Regions from separate parts of the Homo sapiens genome. Here region 2 is linked to region 1. A link is an interaction called in ENCODE POLR2A ChIA-PET data of the cell type or tissue named here. Cell type or tissue: Caco-2. All regions are shown on one strand. Each heading gives the region's core, and the rest is flanking DNA. Links, peaks and the distances in the headings are about the cores only. Region 1 overlaps ST7 (suppression of tumorigenicity 7). Region 2 holds the start of CFTR (CF transmembrane conductance regulator).

Region 1 (4,402 bases), core at 75-4,074:
GAAGGCAGGACTAGCAGAATTTGCTAATTAATCAGATATGCAGTACAAGAAAAAAGAGAAGTCAGGGCTGATTCTAAATATTTGCCTTGAAAGGGAAGGAGTTTGTGTCAGCTAAGATGTGGAAGTCTGGGGTGAGAGAGGTTTTTTGAGAGAAAATTACGAGTTCAGTTTTGAACATGTTACATTTGAGAGAGCACCTATTCATTGTTATCTTAAGTAGTGACTTCTTGATCTTTTTGTGGACTATGACAAATGTATACTTTGTTGGGACATTTTGGGGGATTTGATTAGATCCCTCTTAAAATATAGTTGGTGAGGAACTTCAGGAAGATAAAATCTAATTGATTTCAGAGAAACTGTGACTATAACAGTCTTTGCAGAATACAGAATGTAGTGTCTTGTGTGTTTAATTTATATGTCTATAGATCTCTGCTTCTTCCCTGTTTTACTCAACACTGTTTTTCAATCTGTCCATTTTTGCTCTATGTACCTCTTGCATCTAGTTTGCAGTTTCTAACTGCTGCATCATATTCCATGTTGTGTTCTTACTCTATTTTACTTAACCTTTCCTCTAGTGAAGGAACTCCAGGTTTCTTCCAACTTCCTGTTATCCCAGCAGTGCTGCAATGAACATCCTTGTAGACATGTGAGAAACATTCATTAGGCTGTGGGATTATATACGTGCTAGATTCCAGTGAGTCCTGCAATTTCACTCTTCAGAATGGCTGCCTATGATTAAATTCTTACGAGCAATACCTGACTATGCCCATGTATCTCAGTACTAGGCTCTGCTTCAAGCACGTCTATATTTAATATACATATTTATATATTTTAAAAATTTATTACATATAGCTTTTCATGATGTTATTTCATAATTTAAAAATACTATGTAGTTTTTTTCTTCCTTTTCATTTTGTATTTTATTTGGCTAGTTTTTACTCTTATTTTGCCTGATTAGTCTTGGCAGAGGTTGTCTATTTTGCCAGTCTTTTAAAAACAATTAGGTTTAGTTTATTTCCTCAACTTTTTTGTTTTTATTCTGTTTTTTCTTTCCATATTTGTATTATTGTTTCTTCTCCTCCTCATCCTTCTCCCCCTCTATCCTCTGTGTTTGTTGCCTTTTTACCATTTGATCCTAAGCATTTTTAAATTTCTTTTAAATTTCATTTTACCCTGTATAGTATGTTTTACCCCTCGTCATTGATTGATTTTTTTCTTTACATTATGCTTAGAAAGCATACATCATATGATATTGATTTGGGGAGAATTTATGGTCACTTCCCCTGAGGCCTAGCATATGGTCAGGTTTAATAAATGTTATATCTGTGTTTGAAGGGAATATAATCCCTGTTGGGTATAAAGATTTGTATGTATTTACTAGTTTGAGCTTATAAACCATATTATTCAAATCTCATATATCAGCTTATTTTGTCTCTTTGCTCTATCAGTTTCTAAGAAGAATGTGATAGAATATTCACCTCCAACTGTTTATTAATCTGTTTTTTGCATGCTCAGTTATTTGTTCCTTTATATATTTTGAGGTTTTGTTGTTGGGTGCGTTTATGTTGGTGATTATTATGACTTACTGATATGTTATTATGAGTATATAATGTCTCTTATATTTATCTTCCTTGAATTTTTTAACATATGTTAAGAATACCTACTCTAACTTATTGTGATTCATATTTAACTGGTTTATTGTTGTCTAAATTTTATAATCAAGCTTCCTATAAGTTTTTGATGGATCATTTGGATCTGTAAAATTTTTGATGAATATTGTCTTTATTCAAATCTGAGGGTTTTATACTTTTGATTGCTATGTTTATCCCATTCGTGTTTATAGAGAGTAACAGAATAATTACTGCTTTTTTTGAGCGTGTGTGCTGTCTTTCATGTTTTCTATGTCGTACTTTCTCTCCCATTGAAAATATCTTCCACTGATTCAACATTTTAAATTTCTGTTTTATTCTTCTGATATTCCCAACTCACTAAGATCCATACTTATATTTATGGTTCTTGATCAGTTACTAAGCCTATCACTATGTCAATATCTATAAATTATTCCCAAATGATAGAATTAATTTAGCATATGGTGCCCTGCTTCCCACCCTAAATCAGGAGGCAACCATGGACATTTGTGAACAGCTTTTCCTTCTGTGAGATGTGTGGGGAGCACTGATGTCTGAGTTTCTGCTGGGCTGGCAGGGTTGCTTCTGTGAGCAGAAGCCAGTGAAGTTGTTGATTTCTAGGGTAAGCAGAGAGGTGATCACTGGAAACAGACTTATTTCAGACCTGGGCCACCAGGAACAGAAACCAGAAAACAGGCAAAGCCAGCAATGCATGCGATGACCAGGGAGGACAATGAATTGGGTCTCCTGGGTTTCCCTTTTAAATAATCAATGCAAAAGCGTTGATCATATCCTTCTTCCTGGACCGCTATCTCTACTGCTTGTTAAGAGCAGATACCCTGGTTAGCCTTTGCCCTCTCCTTGGGCCTGGGGAAGTTACCTTTGTGACTCAAGAATCCTCAGGTACACAAACCTGCTTTCTGGGACCTCCCACTGAGCCATTTAAATACAAGCTTAGGCTCTAGTAGGACATCTTTACTCTTTCACCAGTAAAATCATTACTGCCTAAACAGAGTAAAGATAGTTACCACCGACCTTCCTACCCCTAAACACCCATTTCTTTAAATCAGGTGGGCTGTCCTTACAGCTTAATGTATCACTGTCCCATTTTCCACTCTTGATTCATGATTTCTTATTGTTCCATGGAGGGTCAGGAGGGGCCCTTCTCAAGTTTTCATTGGAGAGATGCTCTCTGCTCCTACTCTGATGGGCTCCTCTGGCATTTAGGTGTGTAGAGGTATTCTCACCCTCCAATTTTTGCTATATGCAAGTATTTCATTTTATCACCTTGACTGTCCGTGTCCTACCTTTTTTTTTTTTTTTTTTTTTTTGAAGGCATTGTTTTTTGAGCCCATTGACATTTTATTCTAATTTGGATGGATAGCTGTGGTTTTTTTGTTTTTCTTAAAACTTGGTTCTGCTTCTTTTACTGTGTCTTTCCTCCTTTTTCTTTTTTTAATTGGAGGAACTTACTTCAGAAGTCTAGTTATCCTTGGCTAAATGTTAACATTTAAAACCAAGCACCAAAAAGCTTTTGGAGGCTGTATGTTTCTATCTAGGGATGATTGCCTGATAGGGTTTACTTGTGGTTGCCCGGGCAACTGGCTTATCATTTAATCACACACTGCCCTCAAATGTCAGTACCTGGATCTTTTTTTCTGTGGTGGTTCATTTCCTCCATGGAAAGATCGTCAGGTCTTTTCCTTGTGGACTATACACCTGACTGCCAGTGTTTCTGGGATCAGGTTGGGAGACAGAGCTGTGTCGTTCATTATCCAGACTGTCACCTTAATTATTCTGTTGTTAGCACCAGGCCTCGCTCAGTCCCTCACTCTGCCTGATATCCCTGGTTTCGTGGTTGTCTGAGGTGGGAAGGAGAAACTGGAGTGTCTAGTCACTATGGGTATAGACTTAAACCCAGTCTTGTTCTCTGGCTTCTTCTGTGCCTCATGCCTTCAAGTGCTGAGGTCCTCAGGGATTCTGTTTCCTTTTTGTTTGAATCTCTCCCTGAAAGTATTTTAGGAGGTAATGTTGTCCACTCTTTTCATGCAGTTACCCATATTCCATAAGCTTTACATTGCCTAAAAATTCTTCATAGTGTTCCATCTTCTCTTGACTCTTCTGTTTCTGGTTTTAGCTTTTTTAAGCTCTTCAGGTGGCCAGTTTGGCATTTCAGTTGTAACCTCTTTTCAGTTACTTCCCTCCTGGAACACTCTTTCCTGCTGTCTGGGTCTCTCACTTGTGTAATTTCTCTTCTGCCTCTCCATCTGCTCCTTCTCCATCTTTTCCCTGGCTCTTCCTGCCTGCAGCTTCTCAGTGCTGGAGGGCTGCAGCCTCTGCCTGGGCCTCCATTCTTCCCTGTGACACTCCCTTTCCAGCCGTCTCACTTGGCCATCAATTCTAAATACAGGCTGTAAGGTAATGACTCCTATAGTTGTATTTCCCTCTTCTCTGTTGAACTCCAGATTTATATTCATTTGCCTACCTGACATCATTACTTAGGTATCTAATAAGTACCTCAAACTCAATATGTCAAAAAAATTGAACTTTCCAATCATTTATGCCAAATCTGTTTCTTCACTATCTTGGCTATCTTGGTAAGTCACATTACATCTACTTAGTTGCTCACGTGAAAAACCTAGGAGTTATCCTTGATTCCTCTCTTTGCCTCACCTTTCACATTCAATTAATATGTGCAAGTCCTCATTGGCTTTACTGCCAAAGCATGTACACAGTCTAGTCACTTCTTCCAACAGCACTGCTGAAATCCTCAT
Region 2 (4,402 bases), core at 157-4,156, 330 kb after region 1:
AGAACTAATTATTAATTTATTTCAAAATGCATGTATTATATTTGATGGGCCACACTAACAGTTATAAACCAAACAACAGATTGGGAATGGGGAAGTGGATGTGGTGAGTTCAATCACATGTCTGGGAAAAGTCAATAGTGAAGACAGAGTCTCACAATTTTTTGTCATAATGGAGAGATGAAAACACAGGTAGAGGATTTCAAACAACAGAGTGGATGGTGAGTTAAAAATGCTGAAATTCTTTCCTGGTGTCTAACTTAATGCAATGTGGTTTATCTCTTTGCTCTTTTCTCTACTATTCAAATTTAGGATAATAAAGATTAAATGTTTCTAAATCTTACTTTACAATATCAAGAAAAAAAGGTATGCTTTTGCCCACGGAAGGGCAAAGCAGAGCTATGAAAACCTGCTGAACACATTCTTTATTTTCAACACAGGTTCTTGTCTTTCCATCATGAAATGCACATTTTATTTGTACTGTATTTGGGTGACCACAAGTCAACAACAAGATAATTCACAAGACCCTTGCCTTAGATGTGTCGGCAATAAAGTAATCAGGCCAAAATTTTTACTTTCCTTTGAATTTTTCAATTCAAACACAATGTATGCTTGCTTTTACACAGTAGGGTTCAGGGATTAGAGGGTTGGCTCTTTAAAAACCGTCAGAGACACAGGCAATCCTACACAAAATTCTCAGAAGGAAGGCGCCTACGCCTGGGAATGCCCAGATGCCCCTCAGAGAGTTGAAGATGGCGTTTCTCTGAGTCAGGTCAAAGTTAACACATTACCTTCGCTTCAAAGACTGCTTGGCTTCCTTTCGGTGGATTAGTCAAGATGTTTTGCTGACTGAGACTAGGAAATCTATAGGAGGGCGGGTTAGTTTACATTGTTCCTTGTCATTATCGCTAAAACACTCCAAAGCCTTCCTTAAAAATGCGCACTGGGCTAAAAAGGATAGACAAGGAACACATCCTGGGCCGGTAATTACGCAAAGCATTATCTCCTCTTACCTCCTTGCAGATTTTTTTTTCTCTTTCAGTACGTGTCCTAAGATTTCTGTGCCACCCTTGGAGTTCACTCACCTAAACCTGAAACTAATAAAGCTTGGTTCTTTTCTCCGACACGCAAAGGAAGCGCTAAGGTAAATGCATCAGACCCACACTGCCGCGGAACTTTTCGGCTCTCTAAGGCTGTATTTTGATATACGAAAGGCACATTTTCCTTCCCTTTTCAAAATGCACCTTGCAAACGTAACAGGAACCCGACTAGGATCATCGGGAAAAGGAGGAGGAGGAGGAAGGCAGGCTCCGGGGAAGCTGGTGGCAGCGGGTCCTGGGTCTGGCGGACCCTGACGCGAAGGAGGGTCTAGGAAGCTCTCCGGGGAGCCGGTTCTCCCGCCGGTGGCTTCTTCTGTCCTCCAGCGTTGCCAACTGGACCTAAAGAGAGGCCGCGACTGTCGCCCACCTGCGGGATGGGCCTGGTGCTGGGCGGTAAGGACACGGACCTGGAAGGAGCGCGCGCGAGGGAGGGAGGCTGGGAGTCAGAATCGGGAAAGGGAGGTGCGGGGCGGCGAGGGAGCGAAGGAGGAGAGGAGGAAGGAGCGGGAGGGGTGCTGGCGGGGGTGCGTAGTGGGTGGAGAAAGCCGCTAGAGCAAATTTGGGGCCGGACCAGGCAGCACTCGGCTTTTAACCTGGGCAGTGAAGGCGGGGGAAAGAGCAAAAGGAAGGGGTGGTGTGCGGAGTAGGGGTGGGTGGGGGGAATTGGAAGCAAATGACATCACAGCAGGTCAGAGAAAAAGGGTTGAGCGGCAGGCACCCAGAGTAGTAGGTCTTTGGCATTAGGAGCTTGAGCCCAGACGGCCCTAGCAGGGACCCCAGCGCCCGAGAGACCATGCAGAGGTCGCCTCTGGAAAAGGCCAGCGTTGTCTCCAAACTTTTTTTCAGGTGAGAAGGTGGCCAACCGAGCTTCGGAAAGACACGTGCCCACGAAAGAGGAGGGCGTGTGTATGGGTTGGGTTTGGGGTAAAGGAATAAGCAGTTTTTAAAAAGATGCGCTATCATTCATTGTTTTGAAAGAAAATGTGGGTATTGTAGAATAAAACAGAAAGCATTAAGAAGAGATGGAAGAATGAACTGAAGCTGATTGAATAGAGAGCCACATCTACTTGCAACTGAAAAGTTAGAATCTCAAGACTCAAGTACGCTACTATGCACTTGTTTTATTTCATTTTTCTAAGAAACTAAAAATACTTGTTAATAAGTACCTAAGTATGGTTTATTGGTTTTCCCCCTTCATGCCTTGGACACTTGATTGTCTTCTTGGCACATACAGGTGCCATGCCTGCATATAGTAAGTGCTCAGAAAACATTTCTTGACTGAATTCAGCCAACAAAAATTTTGGGGTAGGTAGAAAATATATGCTTAAAGTATTTATTGTTATGAGACTGGATATATCTAGTATTTGTCACAGGTAAATGATTCTTCAAAAATTGAAAGCAAATTTGTTGAAATATTTATTTTGAAAAAAGTTACTTCACAAGCTATAAATTTTAAAAGCCATAGGAATAGATACCGAAGTTATATCCAACTGACATTTAATAAATTGTATTCATAGCCTAATGTGATGAGCCACAGAAGCTTGCAAACTTTAATGAGATTTTTTAAAATAGCATCTAAGTTCGGAATCTTAGGCAAAGTGTTGTTAGATGTAGCACTTCATATTTGAAGTGTTCTTTGGATATTGCATCTACTTTGTTCCTGTTATTATACTGGTGTGAATGAATGAATAGGTACTGCTCTCTCTTGGGACATTACTTGACACATAATTACCCAATGAATAAGCATACTGAGGTATCAAAAAAGTCAAATATGTTATAAATAGCTCATATATGTGTGTAGGGGGGAAGGAATTTAGCTTTCACATCTCTCTTATGTTTAGTTCTCTGCATGTGCAGTTAATCCTGGAACTCCGGTGCTAAGGAGAGACTGTTGGCCCTTGAAGGAGAGCTCCTCCCTGTGGATGAGAGAGAAGGACTTTACTCTTTGGAATTATCTTTTTGTGTTGATGTTATCCACCTTTTGTTACTCCACCTATAAAATCGGCTTATCTATTGATCTGTTTTCCTAGTCCTTATAAAGTCAAAATGTTAATTGGCATAAATTATAGACTTTTTTTAGCAGAGAACTTTGAGGAACCTAAATGCCAACCAGTCTAAAAATGCAGTTTTCAGAAGAATGAATATTTCATGGATAGTTCTAAATACTAATGAACTTTAAAATAGCTTACTATTGATCTGTCAAAGTGGGTTTTTATATAATTTTCTTTTTACAAATCACCTGACACATTTAATATAGGTTAAAAAATGCTATCAGGCTGGTTTGCAAAGAAAATGTATTACAAAGGCTGCTAAGTGTGTTAAGAGCATACTCATTTCTGTTCTCCAAAATATTTCATAAGGTGCTTTAAGAATAGGTATGTTTTTAAAAGTTAAGTTCCTACTATTTATAGGAACTGACAATCACCTAAAATACCAATGATTACAAACTTCCTTCTGGCCTTCTGGACTGCAATTCTAAAAGTGTAAAAAACATATTTTCTGCATTAAGTTAGGCAGTATTGCTTAGTTTTCAAAGTGGTAGGCTTTGGAGTCAGATTATTTTGATTCAGATCCTACATCTACTGTTTAGTAGCTCTGTTGCCTGAGGCAGGTCCCTTAACATCTCTGTGTGTGACTTGACCTTTAAAATTTGGAGACTGTCATAGGGGTTAATCCCTTGAGAAAATGAATGTGAAAAGTTAGCCTAATGTTAACTGCTATTATTATGGATTACCATATTTTCACATTCATCACAGTACATGCACCTTGTTAATATAAGATGCTCAATTCATCTTTGAGTATAATTTTGTGACTCTCAATCTGGATATGCAATGAGTGGGCCTGTATGAGAATTTAATTTATGAAAAATTGTGTTTCACATGGCCTTACCAGATATACAGGAAACACGTCACATGTTTCTATTGTATGTTGTTAAATGCCTTAGAATTTAACTTTCTGAATAGGATCCCTTCAGTTTGAGAGTCATAAAAGAGTAAAATTATTATGGTATGAGTTATAGATTGTATTGAATATCTCTTTATATGTCTAGGTTTTGTCATTGGAAAACCAAAAAGTTTGGAAAAAAAATCTAAGTTATTTCTTACTTTCTTAATTTTGTGTGGATTTCACATCAAGTATAAAATTTGAAGAACATCTGAACTATCATAATCCATATATATATATAAAATAAACATAATCTAAGAGAGAATTTCACCATGAAAAATTCAGGTAGTTCATGACTATCAGAGCAAACAAGTACATTAAATTGAAACTTTTATGAAAATAACATTTATGAAATAGGAAGC

The links. Peaks named below come from ENCODE experiments on the same cell type or tissue, not always from the same donor. Only the 100,000 strongest peaks of a DNase experiment are listed, where the experiment ranks them.
Region 2: POLR2A ChIA-PET joins it to region 1 with 6 read pairs; 1 of 35 experiments calls an interaction of 5 or more read pairs at or near these places.

What each region holds. Positions count from the first base shown.
Region 1 is chr7:117,146,657-117,151,058 of GRCh38, forward strand. The region is part of intron 9 of ST7 (suppression of tumorigenicity 7); the gene reads left to right. Among named protein-coding and RNA genes, the nearest start is that of ST7-AS2, 3.3 kb to the left of the region's middle. In Caco-2, for the core only: no CTCF peak of the experiment used is centred there; a DNase peak (open chromatin) is centred at 2,495.
Region 2 is chr7:117,478,205-117,482,606 of GRCh38, forward strand. It overlaps CFTR (CF transmembrane conductance regulator), which reads left to right and starts at 1,821. Exons shown (of 27, transcript NM_000492.4): 1 at 1,821-1,943. The coding sequence starts at 1,891. RefSeq lists a silencer at 1-1,514, promoters at 1-1,857, 106-1,857, 1,070-1,856, 1,258-1,890, 1,718-1,843, cis regulatory regions at 1,004, 1,079, 1,481, 1,632-1,639, 1,883 and an enhancer at 1,762-1,788. In Caco-2, for the core only: a CTCF peak has its summit at 2,966; a DNase peak (open chromatin) is centred at 1,687; H3K4me3 peaks cover 3,976 bases.